Linked DNA regions of Mus musculus: region 2 is linked to region 1. Evidence: chromatin loops called from intact Hi-C (ENCODE). Cell type or tissue: left cerebral cortex. All regions are shown on one strand. Each heading gives the region's core, and the rest is flanking DNA. Links, peaks and the distances in the headings are about the cores only.

Region 1 (8,334 bases), core at 53-8,052:
GCTTGGGGATTGAATCCAGGGCCTTTGGAAGAGCACCCAGTGCTTTAATCACTATCTCTTCAGCTCTGAAATCTATTATTTTCTACATTAACTAACATTTTTCATTTGTTGTTGTCTTGAGGCAGATACTCACTGTGCAGCTTAGGATTTATCATAAAGTCCAAAGCTGGACTTGAACTTGTAGCAATTCTCTTCCATCTCCCTTGAAAGTACAGGCCAGATAGAAAAACAAAAAAATAAAAACAAAAGATACAAGGCATTGCATATGGGAAGCACATAGTCTACCACTGAGCTACAGTCCCAGCCCTAACGCTTTTTTCTTAAAGGAATATCTATCTTTATGGATCTTGCAGGTGAAGCAGGGCAACATTATTATTGAAGAAAATGAGAGTTGCACATATCAACTTCAATGCATCTTATCACAATATCGTGAGCTAGAGGGGATGTGATGTTGCATGCCTGTAACCCAAGCACACGATAGGCTGATGCAGGAATGGTCATGCATTCAACTCTATCCTGAGCTACACAGGGAGACTCCATCTCAAAACACGAATAAAACCCACAGTGCTGTTGGGGAGTTAAATTAGAAACACACAAGGGAGCCTGGCATGGTGGCGCACACCTTTAATCCCAGCACTCGGGCGGCAGAGGCAAGCGGATTTCTGAGTTTGAGGCCAGCCTGGTCTACAAAGTGAGCTCCAGGACAGCCAGGGCTATACAGAGAAACCCTGTTTTGAAAAACCAAAAAAAAAACAAAAAAACAAAAAAACAAACAAACAAACAAAAAAAAAAACCCAAAAAAAAAAAAAAAAAAAAGGAAAGAAAGAAACACACAAGGGCTTTGCAGCCCCAAGGAGGGAGCAACAGTGACAACAGGCCAGACCTCTCCCCCACCCCCACCCACTGAGCTCCCAGGGAGCTGGACCACCAACCAAAGAATACACATGGAGGGCCCCATGGCGCTGGCCATATATGTGGCAGAGGATGGCCTTGTTGGACATCAGTGGGAGGAGAGAAGGGGTTTGATGCCCCAGTGTAGGGGAATGCCAGGGCAGGAAGACAGGAGTGGGTGGGTGGGTGGATGGGGGAACACCCTCACAGAGGCAGGGGATGGGGTGGTGGTGGTGGGGGTTTCAGAATGGGAGACCTGGAAAGGGGAAAACATTTGAAATGTAAATAAAGAAAATATCCAATAAAAAATTGAAGAAACAACAATATAGTAAATCAGGAATGTGCTGTTCTAAATGCACTTACAAAATAACACTACATATTAACTTACATGATATTACATGAATAGAAGGGTAAGTATTTAATAATGAGCTCTCTGAAAGAAAGAGGAAGAAAAATGATTTGCTGATATTCACAACATAAATCTTCCTGTTGTGGCTGAGTCCAAACCATTAAGAGTTTAATAATGGGGGCTGGAGGGATAGCTCAGCGGTTAAGAGCACTGACTGCTCTTCTGAAGGTCCTGAGTTCAAATCCCAGCAACCACATGGTGGTTCACAGCCATCCATAATGAGATCTAACACCCTCTTCTGGTGTGTCTGAAGACAGCTACAGTGTACTTACATATAATAAATCTTTTTTTTTTTAAAGAGTTTGATAACTAGCTCTCTGACATTTCTGATAGGCTCTCTTTTTATATCTCAGGTTGGCTGGAACTTCCAACAGTCCTTCCTTCTAGACGCCTAAGTGGTGGGATCACAGGCACAGATCACCACACCCAGCTATTTCAGGTCTTTGTGAATTCATTATTTGTGCTGGTGTTCCTTATTTTTCTAGAGCAAGAAGTATGGATACTAATGTTGCCAAACAATATATTCCCCCAATTTATTTTTATTTATTTACATGTTCTACAGTGTTGAGGACTAAACCCAGAGCCTAGTACATGCTAGGTGTGCTGGATAATTTTCTATCAACTTGGCACAGATAAGGTCACCTGAGAGGAGGGAACTTCAATTAAAATGCCCCCCGCTGTGGTGGGAGCTCATGCCTTTATTCCCAGAACTTGGGAGGCAGAGGCAGGCAGATTTCTGTGAGTTCCAGGCCAGCCTGGTCTACAGAGGGAGTTCCAGGACAGCCAGGGTTACACAGAAACCCTGTCTTGAGGTTTGGAAGCAGAGAAGAGTGAGAAACTCATGGCTTTTCAGTATAACCCCATCTGTGTATATATTGTTATTTCAACGTTTAAAAGGGCAGATACTAGCCGGGCGTGGTGGCTCACGCCTTTAATCCCAGCACTCGGAAGGCAGAGGCAGGCAGATTTCTGAGTTCGAGGCCAGCCTGGCCTACAAAGTGAGTTCCAGGACAGCCAAGGCTATACAGAGAAACCCTGTCTCTGTAAAAAAACCAAACCAAAAAAAAAAAAAGGGGGGGGGGCAGATACTGGGGATAAGGAAAACTCAGCTGGAAAAGTCGGTTTGTTTGTTGGGTTTTTGTTTGCTTGTTTTTGGTTGGTTTGTTTTGCTATGCAAGAAAGACCTGAGTTCCATACCTAAAGAGAACAAAACCAAAAAAACTCAAGAACAAAACCCCACAGGCAAAGCCAGGCGATGACACACGCCTTTAATTCCAGCACCCGGAGGACAAACCGACCCAACGCCAAACAGCAAGCTCTTGAAACCCGCCAATCTCCCGCGCTAGGCCAGGCGGACACAAAGCCTCCCGGGGCGGAGGCGGGGTTCGCGACGACGTCATCACAGGTCCGCCCCTTGACGTCAGGCGCCGGGGACACCAGGAGGTTTCTGGCGGCACGGGCGCCATTTTGCCTGAACGTGCGAGCTGGTGGGAGTGGAACGCACTGGCCGTTGTAGCCGTCGCCTTCTTCCTCCCCACAGTCCGAACAGCGCGGTGACTAGGCCGTCGGCCCTCGAGCCGAGACATATCTCTTATTTAGTTCTCGGGAGCGCCTGGCCGACATGAGTGATGTAGAGGAGAACAACTTCGAGGGCAGAGTGAGTACAAAGCCGCGGGAGCCGTCTTCGGCGGCGGCCCGATGCTCCGGGGCTCGGGGACGAGCGCGGTCGGTCGGGCGAGGTGGCGGGGCCCTCAGGAGCAGCCTTGAGGGCCACCGCGAGCGCGTCACGTCCCAAGATGGCTTCGGGGTCCCCCTGCGTGCCCAGATGCCCCACTAGCCCGCAGCGCTCCTTTCTGGCGGCTGACTGGTACCTGGCCTGGTCCTATCCTCTCCTGTCGCTCCCTTTCCTCTCAGCTTCCCATCTCTGCTCCGAGGTGCGGGTCCCCGGCGCGGTGGGGCAGGAGGCGGCGGGGCGCTCCCTCCGGCCGGATAGTGGTAGGTGCTTCCTGCGGTGGCATCTCGGGCCACCACCACCCCTCCTCCGGCCATCGCAGCGGGGTCTCGGGGTCAGAAGTGCGCGGGGCTGCTGTCCGGGCGGGGAATCGCTGGCGCGGGACTAGCTGGGGCCTGTTGTCTCCTTGGCTCTCTGTTGCAGTGAGCGGCCGCGTCTCCGTCGGAACCGGCGGCGTCGCGTCTGTAAAGGCGAAAGCCTTGAGGTTGAAGGTGGGACGAGCCCAGTGAAGTGGTTAGTCAACGACCGCAGCGACCCTTAAGAGTCCTTAAGACGAGAGCGAGCGGGGAAGGGAAAACTACGCAAGAGCCTTTCCCCTTAATGTCCTCTTTCCTTTCGCTTCTAAATGAATGTGGAAATGCAGTGACGCCTGTTTTCCTAACAGCTAGATGTTGGGTTCTTTATGTCTCAACTTCCAAAGCTTTCCTTCCTGTGACCATTCCTCTGAAAACTCCTTTACAGATCTTTATGGCTAAACTGCCAAGACATCTTACTTTAAACCTTACGTAACTGAACAAATTTCTTGCCTCAGTTTTCAAAAAAGAAAAGAAAAAAGCTAATCATTGTTAACTCAAAAGATTATACCTGAAATTTACAGACCCTCCCCCGTTTTTCTCACCCATTCCCCGGAAAAGGGACTCAAGACTTTGGTTATCTGAGGTCTTGTGAGTATAAACCGTATATTCACAAAGCTTGAGTATATTATTAGAACGTTACCGGTTTTTGAGTTTTATTCCGAAGTTACCCTAGTATTGGAAATTAATGGAAGTGAGTCCTGGTAAAACCATGGAAGGAAAAAAAAGGGAAACAAAAGTCCCATGGTACTCGAGGGCTGGCAGTTGTGTTGGTATTCTAGTGGAGGAGGGGCGGGTGGAAAAAAGCCGCTGGAGGGCTTTGCTGAAGGAAAGAATTTGTCCCTTTTGGAAGCTCGGGATTTAGACACCTGTACTCTGTCAGTCAAGTCATATACGGTCAGTTAGGGTTTTGATCTTGAGAAAAGAGGGTGCATTTTGTTTGTTTATTTTTTTATTTAATGCACTAGGACAAGGTCATAACTACATTTAACTTTGATTGGATTATTTGAATGAAATTTGCACACAACGATTGAGTTGAACCTGCTTACTATTTTTAGGATTGTTTTATTGTACTAACAACTTTTAAAGACTATGAAGTAAATATTTCACGTAGTTGTATTACTTGTGAAACTAAGTAATTAGGAAAAGACGGTTGGGGTTTGGGTGTGTTGTTTTGTTGTTATTGTTCCTGGTTTAGTCTGTGGGACTTGTACCAGTGTTGCTCTGATGGCTCTGATTGCTGCTCTGGTTCTCCCATTTGTCCTCTAGTGGAAGGAGTAGTGGATAATTACCACCTTCCCACAAATTATTGAAGATTCCTATCCACTTTTCAGTTTATTTAGGTATTAACAACCTAGTTAACAGATAGGGACTTTCTAGCTCCCTCTCTTCTGCCATTAGTAGTACAGCAGTACCTGTGGTTCAGTTTACATCAGCGCTTTCAGGGTCAGTTACAGCTCTTTAAGATGTAACAGTTTTTGTTTTGTATTCTTAAATTATGATTGAACAGACTTGTAATTACATAAAGAATTAGAAGGCTAGAGGCTTGTGGGGGGGTTCATATTGATTTTTGTTGTTTTTGAGCTTTGTGGGAGTGGAACCCAGGCCTTTTGCATACCAGGCAAGTGCTGTACCACTCCTCTTCTTAAAGCAGCTAAGTATTTAAATACAGTGCTTTGTTTTTTTTGTTTTGGTGGGAGGTTGTATGCTTTTTCCCCCCTGTTGACCATAATTGCTATGCCCCTTTATCATTGCCTGTAGAGGTGTCTGAGGGCAGCTTCCTAAGAGAGATGTTTGAATGATGTGTTGAAGTTATTTACATGGTAGTTAGACTTCAAACTCTTCTCATTACCCTAAACTAGGGGAGGCATTGACAGGTCAGTAGTCAAATGCTGGGCCTATTGGGTATTTTTAAAAGATTATTAATATAGGGTTTTTATTATTATTTCCCTTCTGTTGGAATTTATTGGGAAGATTGCATCTGATACATAAAGTGAATGATTGGACTTTATCTTTAGGTGTAACAGGGAGCATGTTAATCCTTTCTCAGTAAAAGTGTTCAAGATTAGGTGGAGGGTTCCTAGAATGGACCAAACACTGAAGATAAAATATATAAATATATCTATGCTTACAATATTTTAGAATTCAGCCTTCTTGGGTGCATTTTTATTTATTGCTTGTAATAATATAGCAAGGGCTAGGGTGCTGTCAACATTTTAGAAATGAAGAACTACCCAGGAGGTGCTGCTGGTCCACACCTATGCACTTGGGGGTCAGAGGCAGTTGGAGTTTGAGGCTAGCCTGGTCTGCTGAGCAAGTTCCAGGACAGCCAGGGCTACACAGGGAGAAAAAAAAAAAAGAGGAGCTGGAAAGATAGCTTAGTGGTTAAGAACACTGACTGTTCTTCCAGAGAACTTGGGTTGGATTTCCAGCACCCACATGGCAGCTCACAGCTGTCTGTAATTCCAGGATCATCACTCACGGACATACATGCAGACAAAACATCAGTGCACATAAAATAAAAGTTAGAAAAATTATAAAAGGAAATAAGGTAAGAGAGTACAAGAACAAACCAAGACATGGAAGACCACATAAGCCCCAGTTTACTGTCCATTGTATATACACAGTCCTGTATGTGTTCAGATTTTTCTTTGTGAAGAGCACATTGTACTTAACTGTATTGACCCATGAATAGAGTTTGCTAAAAGTATTTATTCAAGCCATATTAGGTTGTATATTTTACTTTGTGTCTGGATGTTTTGCCTGCATATATGTCTGTATACCACACATGTACAATGCCTAAGGAAGCCAGAAGAGGAAATCATATCTCCTGGGACTAGGGTTGCAGGTGGTTGTGAGATACCAAGAATTTGTCTTAATTTCAGGTGACTGCCAATTTAAACCTGGGTTTAAAAACAAAAATACTGTCATTAAGTGTATTAGTGCCGAAATAGTGACAGATATATGTGCAGCCAAGATAACAAAGGGTTTCGAATTCTAGGCTTAAGGATTCAGACTTGAATCCAGCGCTCACTAAGGGCCATCTATGAGCTCTTCATTTTGGAAACCTATGATTAAAAAGACTGGCACAGGAGCAGTAGAATGCAACTTGAATTATTTATGGCAGAAACCCTTTTCAAGAAATACAGGAGAATGATTGTGCCATTACAAAAAAAAAAAAATCCAGTTCTGGGTGTGCTGTGGCACATCATTAATTCCAGGCACTTGGAAGCCAGAGGCAGACAGATCTCTGAATTCCAGGTCAGCCAGGGTGTAAGTAAGGTCTTGCCCCTCAAAACAAAACAATAAAAATCGTAACAGGTCCATAAACAACTTAACTTGGTCCGCACATATATCAATTTAGGAAGATGCCGAGATGTTTTGAGACAGGGTTTTACTGAAGCTCAATCACGTGCTTTCCTTAACTCAGGAACCTTTCCTTTCAGCTTCTCCTCGGTACTGGAATTTATAGCCAGAGGCCACCACACCCAGTGTTCTTTTGAAACTGGGAAAGAGGGAAAGGTGGCTCTGTTTTGCTTTCATTTCTCTCTTTCAGTGTCTTTACTGTTTACTCCTGGCTGACCTCAAACTCAGATCTATTTGCCTCTGCCTCTTGAGTGCTGGCATCTGTTTGTCACCTTAATAATAATAAAGAGTTATCTGCTTTATCAAACCTATCCAAAGGTAAGAGAAATGTCCTTAATGTCCTTTGGAGAAATTGAGAAGAATGGACATAACTCTTATAGTTCTTATTCTGGCCTCTTAAAAACCCAATTTTTAAAAAAGGAGTCCTAGTATGAAGTCACCTTGCTACGGAATGATTTGTCAATAAAAGTGAAAAATTAAACAAATTTACCTGTATCCGCTGGAATTAAAAGTTGTATTTGTGTGCTGTAGAAGATGGCTCAGTGAGGAAAGTGCTTGCTATAGAGCATATGAACCTAAGTTCTGAAGCCTGGCCAATATTCTAAAAGCCAGGCTTGGCAGAGCATGCCTCTAATCCAAATGTTTAGGATCCTCAGGAGTCCTTAGGCACTTCAGCTAATGAGTAGATGAGCTCTGGGTTTAGTGAGAGACCAACCCTATCTCAAACAGTTAAGTGGAGGGAGATACATAGAGCGAGATGTCTAACCTTCTGTCAACGGGTATATGAGCGTGCAAATATACACAAAGTTGTATATATTAATATCTTAACAAATGGAAATGGAAGAGACAGGTCCACCACTCAGGAAGTGTGATAACCAGAGGATAACCACCAGTTTGAAGTCAGCCAGGGACACAGCAAGACTCTGAGAGCTGGAGAGATAGATGGCTCAGAGAATAAGAACACTTTGCTGCTTTTTGCAGAAAACCCAGGATCTTTTTTTTAAATTAATTAATTATTGAACCCAGGTTCAATACCCACCACTCACATGGCACCCACCTCATTTGCATCTGTAACTCAAGTCTCATGGGTTCATGCACACTCTGACCTCAGGGTATATGGTATGCGTAGGGTACTCAGAAACATGCAGGCAAAACACCCACACACACAAACTACAAAACAATTTATGGGGGCTGGAGAGATGGCTCAGAGGTTAAGAGCCCTGACTGCTCTTCCAGAGGTCCTGAGTTCAATTCCCAGCAGCCATATGGAGGCTCACAACCATCTGTAATGAGATCCGATGCCCTCTTCTGGAGTGTCTGAAGACAGTTACAATGTACTCATCACATATATAAAATAAATAAATAAAATCTTTAAAAAAACAATTTATGAGCCGGGTGGTGGTGCACACTTTTAATCCCAGGCAGATCTCTTGAATTCGAGGCCTACAGATCTAGTTCAAGGACTACACAGAGAAACCCTGTTCAGAAAACCTAAACAAATGAGAGGGAAGACCTTGTCTTTAAAAAAAGGAGAGATGGGAGGTATTTCCTTCACTCCTCTGGAATTGACTTACTGACTTGTT
Region 2 (8,334 bases), core at 335-8,334, 1.3 Mb before region 1:
TGACAGTTTTTAATAGAAGATCTGACATTGAAGAAGACTATCCATCCAATTTCACTTACTCTTAAAAAAAAAACACACACAGGAAAACTTTTATTTTGGTTGTTATATTATGCCTTATGCTACAAGCACACAACAGGCACAAAGGCATCTGAAAGATGGAAAATCCAGACAAGTGAGTAGCATGGCAAAATCCACAGCCGGAGAGCCCACGACCAGGGACTCTAGTACCGTATAATTCCGCATAAGGACTAAGGGCTTACTGGTGCAAGTTCCAAAGGCCAAAGAATCTAGAATTGCTTGTCCTACAGCTAAGAAGGGAGCTCTGGCTCCTGAGGAGACAGCAGGAATGCCCTTCTCTGCTTCTTTGTTTCCTCTAGGCCCTCAACCAATTGCATCTGCCTACCCATTTTGGATGAAAGAGGATGTCTTTAATCCACTAATTTTGAAATGCCAGTTTCTTGGAGATAATTTATTGACATACCTAGAAATAGTACTGGCTACCTGGATATTATAGAATCCAGTCAAGCTGACAAATATCCATCTCAGCACATGTAAAATTTCAGATTTGCAAGATGAAGGAGTTCTATGTACAGATATTGGTCAGTTGCATAATATACCTGTACTTAATACCACCAAACAAAACATAGCAAACTTTATGTGGTGTGTTTTATCACAATAAAAAGGAGGAAATTAAACTATAAATCTAATTAAGAAAGCTATCTTAGTCCGGGTTTCTATTTCTGCACAAACATCATGACCAAGAAGCAAGTTGGGGAGAAAGAGTTTAATCAGCTTACACTTCCACATTGCTGTTCATCACCAAAGAATTCAGGACTGGAACTCAAGCAGGTCAGGAAGGTTGAGCTGATGCAGAGGCCATGGAGGGATGTTACTTACTGGCTTGTTTCCCTGGCTTGCTCAGCTTGCTTTCTTGTAGAACCCAGGACTACCAGCCCAGGGATGGCACCACCCACAGTGGGCCCTCCCACCCTTGATCACTAATTGAGAAAATGCCTTACAGCTGGATCTCCTGGAGGCATTTCCTCAAGGGAGGCTCCTTTTTCTGTAATAACTCCAGTGTGTGTCAAGTTGACACACAAACCCAGCCAGTATAAAAGTCATGTATCGATCTGACATTTCTCTATTCTACTCCCTGGCCTGCCTTCAGAATACAGTGGCTGGCATTTTGTTATTAGTTTGTCTGTCTGTCTGTCTGTCTGTCTGTCTCTCTCTCTCTCTCACACACACACACACACGATAGCCTCATGGAAGAGAGTGTCAAATGGTGGGAAGCACAAGATGTCTCAAAGCAAAGAAGGAAGCAAGAGGGACCAGGCTTGCTCCTTCATAATAGCTGACTCTCTTAGGGACTAATCCACTCATGAGAGAACTAATGTTCCCTTACAACCAGAGCCCAAGATAACTCTTCATGAAGAATGACGGTGCAAGAGACCTGATGGAGAAGTCATGTTTCATTAGGCCCTTCCTCTTAAAGGTCCCACCACCTTCCAATACTGTTAACTGTGGAGCAAGCTTCCAGAATATGAATCTTTGAAGAATAAACTAAACTAAAATTGTGTCCAAATTGTAAGCAGAGAGACACTTCTTGTTGTTTCTTCTTCCTCTTCCTCTTCTCCCTCTTCTTTTCTTCCCGTCTCCCTTCTCCTTCCCCTTCCTCTTCTTCCTCCTACTCCCTTTCTTCCTCCTCCTCCTCCTTCTTTGATTTTTTTTTTTTAAGACAGGGTTTCTCTGTGTAACAGCCTTGGCTGCCCTGGAACTTTCTTTCTACTCCTGGCTGTCCTAGAACTCACAGAGATCTGCCTGCTTCTGCCTCCTTAATTTTGGGATTGAAGACATGCGCCAATGTCTGGAAAAATCCTATCTTCTTAACGTTTCCGTTTCCCTGGGATGGTTTTAGACCTTCTGAGAGATTCATTCACCTTGCAAAAATGAGAGTAGGAACCTAGGCCCTTTAGTTTTTCTTAAAATATATAATATATGCTATTTAAAGCTTCTACTAAAATTTCCTCCTCCTCAATCAAAACATGGAACGGGGGGCGGGGCCACAAGGAGTCTGTTGTTTGGAGGTGGACAATGTGTTCTGTCCACGCTGAGTCTAGGGCTGGCTATGGACTGAAAGGAAACCATCTCTGGCTGTACTAGAAGCTCAGCAAATGAAAAGCCTAGCTCAGAGAAGGTGGCTTGGGGCAGCTCTGGCAGGAATGCCTAGGTAATGCTGCTGCACTTCAATCTAAAGCATCCGATCCACTTATTCCCTGTACGTGAAGAACATCCTAATAGTGATTTGTTCATAGTTTTTTTAAAAAAATACGCAATCCACTATATTGAAAAGAGAGGCATTTGCTTTAAAACAATTACAACTCTTACCAGCCACTCTCCTTCCCAAAGGATAAGAATAGATAGAGCAATGGCTTTGAGATAGGGTTGGGATGCCGAGTCTTTTAAATTCAGACTCCATTTTAGAGAACCTGACCTAAGTTTGAACTCAGGTAAACTAACAGGCTGGTACCTAGCATTAGTTTCCAAGTTGCCCCCCAAAAGAAACCCAAGCCAAAACCAAACACTCCCCTCCCCCACATACACACATAAAACACAAACAAGAGCAACTCACAGCCAACTCGTTTATAAACGAAAAATGGTATCTTCTGTTCCACAAAGAAACGATATTGAGAGAACAATGACTTCAGTAAGAACTACTTTTTCTTTGGAGAAATAAGGAAGGCAGTATCAGGACTTGATTTAAGGACATATTGAATGTCTACAGATTTGCTACATCAGGTCTTTAAAAACTTTAAGAGTTTGATAAATAAGCCTATATACAAATAACTTAAAATAAACCTACATAAGGACTAAGTCTAAATGCTGAACGAGTACCCCCAAAAGCTAGGACAGTTTAATAACAATGAAAATACATCAGACCTCCTTATCTATGGTTCCCATATCCATGTCTTCAGAAATCAGCAGATCACATCACATACTATGTAGTTAGGCTTACAATATTCTCACCAATACAGAATGACTAGCGTTTTTGTCATTTTCCCTAAGTGACACCATACAGCACTGCATTTGGCAGTATAAGTTATAATCTAGAAATTATTTAAATATTGGGGAGATTGTGTAGATTATATACAAATATTACATCATTTCATGTGAAGGACTTAAACACCCATGGAATTCTGTATGGGTTCTGGGGATTGTTCTGGAATCAACTATCCCTGGGAATACCTAACAACTATACTCACACAAACTGACATCTTTGAGCAGATAGGACCAGTGGCTGGAAAGAGATCTATTGAGACTTTAGACCAGCCTTCTAACATCTCATGTTAATCTGATGGCGGAAGGAAAAGTGGTAGAATATAAACAAGCTCAACCAGAATATGTGAGTTCATACTGAGAAGGGCCCGGCACACACCAGGCATCTATAAACACACGATAAACTATGTCAAGGCTAGACAGAACATAGGGAATGGACCGACATTCATCTGAATTTGGGAGAGGGGAGTAATGAAGAAAACGTCCAGTGGCAGAATTTAAAGTGTCTGTGAGTTCGTTTTGAAGTACACCAGGAAAGTATGCTAAGGAGACTTCCATTTCCAATATGGTCAGAAGGGATGCCAAGTCTAGCGGATTCCCGGGAATCCTCTACTCAGGCGAATCCTGCTTCTCCCTTAAAGCTTGCCTGCACACCCTCCTCGTTTTCTACAAACACTAGGGGAAGAAAACAGGGACTCTGGGTAAGATGTGATCCTGTCTGCCACTTGTGCGTACCTTCCCCAGCTTTGAGGCTCTCACTGGGAGAGCAGGAAGATGGTTTAACAGAGTAAAGGTCACCAGCAGGCGTCCACTGCGAGGCCAGTGCAGTTGCGCCAGCCAGGAAGCCTTGACCAAGCCTGGGTAAAGGTCGCCAGCACACCGGCCGGCAGTCTCAGCACTCCCCGTGGGCGGAGGCCGAAGGAGTCCTAGGGCCGGGCGTTACCTGAGCCGAGCCACACCCGGATCCCAAGGGAGCATCGGCCCCGCTACTTGCCCTCGCCATCTCGCAGGCCAGAGGGTGACGTCACGCACGTCCACGCCTTACGTCCTAAGGCCTGTCGTAAGTGTCGGGCAAACGAGGCCTCTGAAGGAAGGGCGCCCTCTGGGCACATCCTACCATGCTAGCTCGCATGCGCGCGCACAAACCTGTCCTGGAGCCAATGAGGTGCGGTTACGTCACGGCGCAGCAGACGGCGCTACCGCACGTCGGGCCGCGGACGGGCGGAACAAGTGTGGTTGCACCGACACCGGTACATAGGCGCGGGCCGGCGTGTCCTTGGGCTAGAGCGCGGGACGTCTGTCTTCGAGTCCGAACGTTCGTGGTGTTGACCAGCCCGGAACGGTGAGCGCGCGACGGGGATGCGGACCGGGAACGGGGCGAGGAGGCCGGGGCAGGCCTAACCTACAAAGCCATGCAGAACTGTGGCACGGCTGGAGGCGGCGTGGGTGTAGGACCGGGGCCCGGAGTTCTAGAAGGAACTCGCCCGCCGCCCCTTCTGAGAGCAGAAGCTGCTGTTCCTTCAGGACTGGGCCAGTTCTTTTCCTGATTAAGCATCTGGGAGGGTGGGTTTGTAAAGTCGTAGTCACCCCTGGGATCTCAACGTGAGAGTGAGACGGTTCCTTCCCCAGTCCTCCCTCGCCTTCCCGTGCCGGACTAAAGCAAGAGAGAAGAGACTTAACCTCCTAATGAGACCGGAGCAGGCGGAAGCACTTAGGATCACCCCCAGCCTCCCTTATCTTTGGAAGTGACTTTAATCGGCAGCACTGACAGCAGTTTAGCATTCTGAAATGTTAAGAGTTGTAGTGGTTTTGCTTTAATGAGTCCGGTTTCATATTTGTGACTTTTTGACCTTGCCTTCTTCGGAAACTGGGGTTTGAGCTGTGGGTTTCCATTTCCCTTGGCATGGACCTGTCTTGAGCACAGACTTGCTTTAAAGGAGAGTCTCCTAGGTGATGTATTTGCTATTGAAGAATATTGCAAGTGGACTGAGTTAGCACCCTGCCTGGTGTTAAGAGGACATAAGAATAGCGGTTTGAATGGTCATTGGGATCCGTAGTACGTTTTACTGTTGGATCTTTTCCCTTTTAGAATTAAAAATGGGTGATGTTGAAAAAGGCAAGAAGATTTTTGTTCAGAAGTGTGCCCAGTGCCACACTGTGGAAAAGGGAGGCAAGCATAAGACTGGACCAAATCTCCACGGTCTGTTCGGGCGGAAGACAGGCCAGGCTGCTGGATTCTCTTACACAGATGCCAACAAGAACAAAGGTAACGGGGGGAGCTGCTGTCAGCCACAGCACAGGTTGCTTGGGTTAACCAGTGCAGAATTACCAGGTGTGTAAAACACTTAACCTCTGCATCTCTTTCTGTTTAGGCATCACCTGGGGAGAGGATACCCTGATGGAGTATTTGGAGAATCCCAAAAAGTACATCCCTGGAACAAAAATGATCTTCGCTGGAATTAAGAAGAAGGGAGAAAGGGCAGACCTAATAGCTTATCTTAAAAAGGCTACTAATGAGTAATTCCACTGCCTTATTTATTACAAAACAAATGTCTCATGGCTTTTAATGTACACCATAATTTAATTCACACACCAAATTCAGATCATGAATGGCTAGCAATGTTTTTGTTGGACAGTCCTGATTTAAGTAAAACTGACTTGTCATAAAGTGGGTACGGTCTTTATTAAAGCAACAGTTCCAGTTGTATACATGCTACCACGGCTCTCCCTTTCTCAAGATAAGATTGGACTTAATTAGCAATGTTTTACTTTCCATAAATAGGGGCATGTCACCTCAAACCTACTAAATGGTTTTATACTTAGATTTATATAACTGGGCATATGAATATGCTTAAACACTGGGAAAATTCTATCACTGTCTCAGAAACAAGAAGACTCAAATGTGTTTCAGTTTGTGTTCACTGGCCTCTTTCAGGTCATGGCTAACCACCAGGAGGCAACTGTCTATTCTTGACAGTGCAGTTTTAATTAGAATTCCCTACATCAAGGATGTTGCCTTTTACTATTGAAAGGCATTTACTGTGGTTTATGTATGATATCAAATAAAGAGTATTTAACACTTCTTTATAGTTGATCTGCAAATTAAAATGCTTTTAGAAACAAGCAAGTTAGGCCTTTTAAATTCTCTATTTTCTAAGACTAAGTTGTAAATCAGAATTGTCCTTAAATACCCACTCAGAAACACACATAACTGGAATTCGATTAGGAATGGCACTCTTTGCTAACTTACTAGATGGAAAGATGGAAATAAAGGAAATAGTTTGTATCAGCAGAAAGAAGATAATTAAAACAACCACAGATCGTGATCCTTTGATTGTGCTTTGTTTAATGACAGTTAACATATCTTTAGTTGTTTAAATGTTCCCTGGTATAAAGCCATGGTCTAGTGAAGGTACTAGGTGCTCTTACCTTGATATCTCGGGCAACTCCGACTACAGCCACGCTTTACCCTTCGTTCTTTGGCCAGAATGAGATCTATAAAGGTGAATAATTATGTATTAGCTGAGTGGTCCTAAATTTTATAGAGAATGGCAGGGAAATGAGTGATAGTGGTGTCTTTGTGGGGGTGAAAAGGCTGGAGAAAGACCTCATCGTGACTTCAGACGTGTAGAAGATGATTAACTGGGCCTCAGGTCAGAGGCAGCACTTTGTGACAAATCTTACTTTATACAAGAAATTGAGGACAATCTGGAAACAAGTTTGGAAAGTTTTCTGTAATTTGGAGTTTTGGGCTGATGGGTAGGAATTTTTTTTTTGTTGTTTTGGACCTATTTTGTATGTATGGGTGTTTTCTCTGCATGTATATCTGTGCACTACACTTGAAGGCCAACCCAGGGTGTTGGATTCCTTGGGACTGGTGTTACAGCGGGATCTGCAGTGGGCGCAGTCCAGGCTGAGTCCTCTGGAAGAACAGCCAGTGCTCTTGAGTCCTCTCCAGCCCTGATAAGCTTTTTACTTTGTAGGTCCTTCAGAGATAGCTTTGTAATAACACTTGATGAGTCCCAAGTTTTTGTAACAACTTTCCAGGGCACATTTTAACTAATGTGTAAAGAAATAAAGCCCTGGAATTGCCGGGTGGTGTTGGCATACACCTTTAATCCCAGCACTTGGGAGGCAGAGGCAGGTGGATTTCTGAGTTCAAGGCCAGCCTGGTCTATAGAGTGAGTTCCAGGACAGCCTGGGCTACACAGAGAAACCCTGTCTCAAAAAAACAAAAAATAAAAATAAAGCCCTGGACTTGTTTTCTTATATTCTGGAAATGATAGAAAAAAAAAGTCATAATAAGCCGTTGAGATGAATATATAGACATTTGGCTTAAGATTTTATAACATTGGGCTTTCAATATAAATTCAAAGGGGCCTCGTTAGTGCAGCAGGTTGTGTGAGTCCTATAGTTTATAAACTCAGATTCTGTAACCCAGAAGTGGTGAAGCCATGATGACTTATTTCCTGACAGGCAACCTTTTCTGGGAGCCCAAGTAAAGGGTCCCTACTGATGACCAAACTTAGAGTTGTTATTTCTGTATCTATACCTAATACATCATCTAAGGCCTGTGTTACACAGATGGAACCTCCTGTGTTCTAAGGCTAGACTCAAGTAAGATACCCAGTGATGGAGAAGGTAAACCTGTGAGATGCAGAAAGGGGACAGTCTCTGTACACTGATTTTACAAGTCAGGAAGTGGGACCACTCTAGCTGATCTGCTTGCTCTTAGTTGCTTTGTAGGTGGCTAGTTCAGTGATACCATAAAGGAAAATCAGATGAATTTCTTCTCAGTTCCACCTGCATTCAGAATGCTTAGAAAAGCTCTACCCCATAGTCCTTCCTGTAATGGATCTTTTAGACATACTTGTCCATTACCCTGGTGTGGCTTTCAAACCCATGAAGTACATGTGGGTTGATGAAGTAGCTAATGGCTGCTGTATTTATGGCATTGACCTAGAACTAGTACCAGCCAGTTTAAGCACTTGCCTTCTGAGAATCTAGAATTAATGCACATAAAATTCTGATGCCTTTCTGAACACTGATTTAGACAATCCCTTTGATTTTACCATGCTTCATCTGTTGAGTTTAAGTTGTCTTTTTTAGGTGGGCAGGGGCACCATCTGTCTTCCGTTACACTTACATATTCATTTTAACCACTGAAGATTGCTAAATAAAGGACATGTCGGAGTACACACTCGCTGTCCAGGAAAACGGTCCTTAACAGACTTTTTACAGCTACATAGTCTTAGATGACATCATGTTAGTCAAATT

The links. Hi-C counts contacts between places; a loop is a spot of excess contacts. Peaks named below come from ENCODE experiments on the same cell type or tissue, not always from the same donor. Only the 100,000 strongest peaks of a DNase experiment are listed, where the experiment ranks them.
Region 2: a loop joins it to region 1, with 6 times the contacts of the local background. A loop is called at or near these places in 2 of 42 quality-filtered maps.

Annotation. Positions count from the first base shown.
Region 1 is chr6:49,258,461-49,266,794 of GRCm38, reverse strand. Tra2a (transformer 2 alpha) reads left to right here and starts at 2,743. Exons shown (of 8, transcript NM_198102.2): 1 at 2,743-2,957. The coding sequence starts at 2,922. In left cerebral cortex, for the core only: no CTCF peak of the experiment used is centred there; DNase peaks (open chromatin) are centred at 2,725, 3,519 and 3,551; H3K4me3 peaks cover 2,434 bases; H3K27ac peaks cover 1,441 bases.
Region 2 is chr6:50,562,481-50,570,814 of GRCm38, reverse strand. It overlaps Cycs (cytochrome c, somatic), which reads left to right and starts at 4,246. Exons shown (of 3, transcript NM_007808.5): 1 at 4,246-4,399; 2 at 5,147-5,323; 3 at 5,430-8,252. The coding sequence starts at 5,155. The coding sequence ends at 5,578. 5430402O13Rik (RIKEN cDNA 5430402O13 gene) reads right to left here and starts at 4,172. Exons shown (of 3, transcript NR_027892.1): 1 at 3,793-4,172. In left cerebral cortex, for the core only: CTCF peaks have their summits at 3,926 and 4,143; DNase peaks (open chromatin) are centred at 4,181 and 8,192; H3K4me3 peaks cover 2,330 bases; H3K27ac peaks cover 1,773 bases.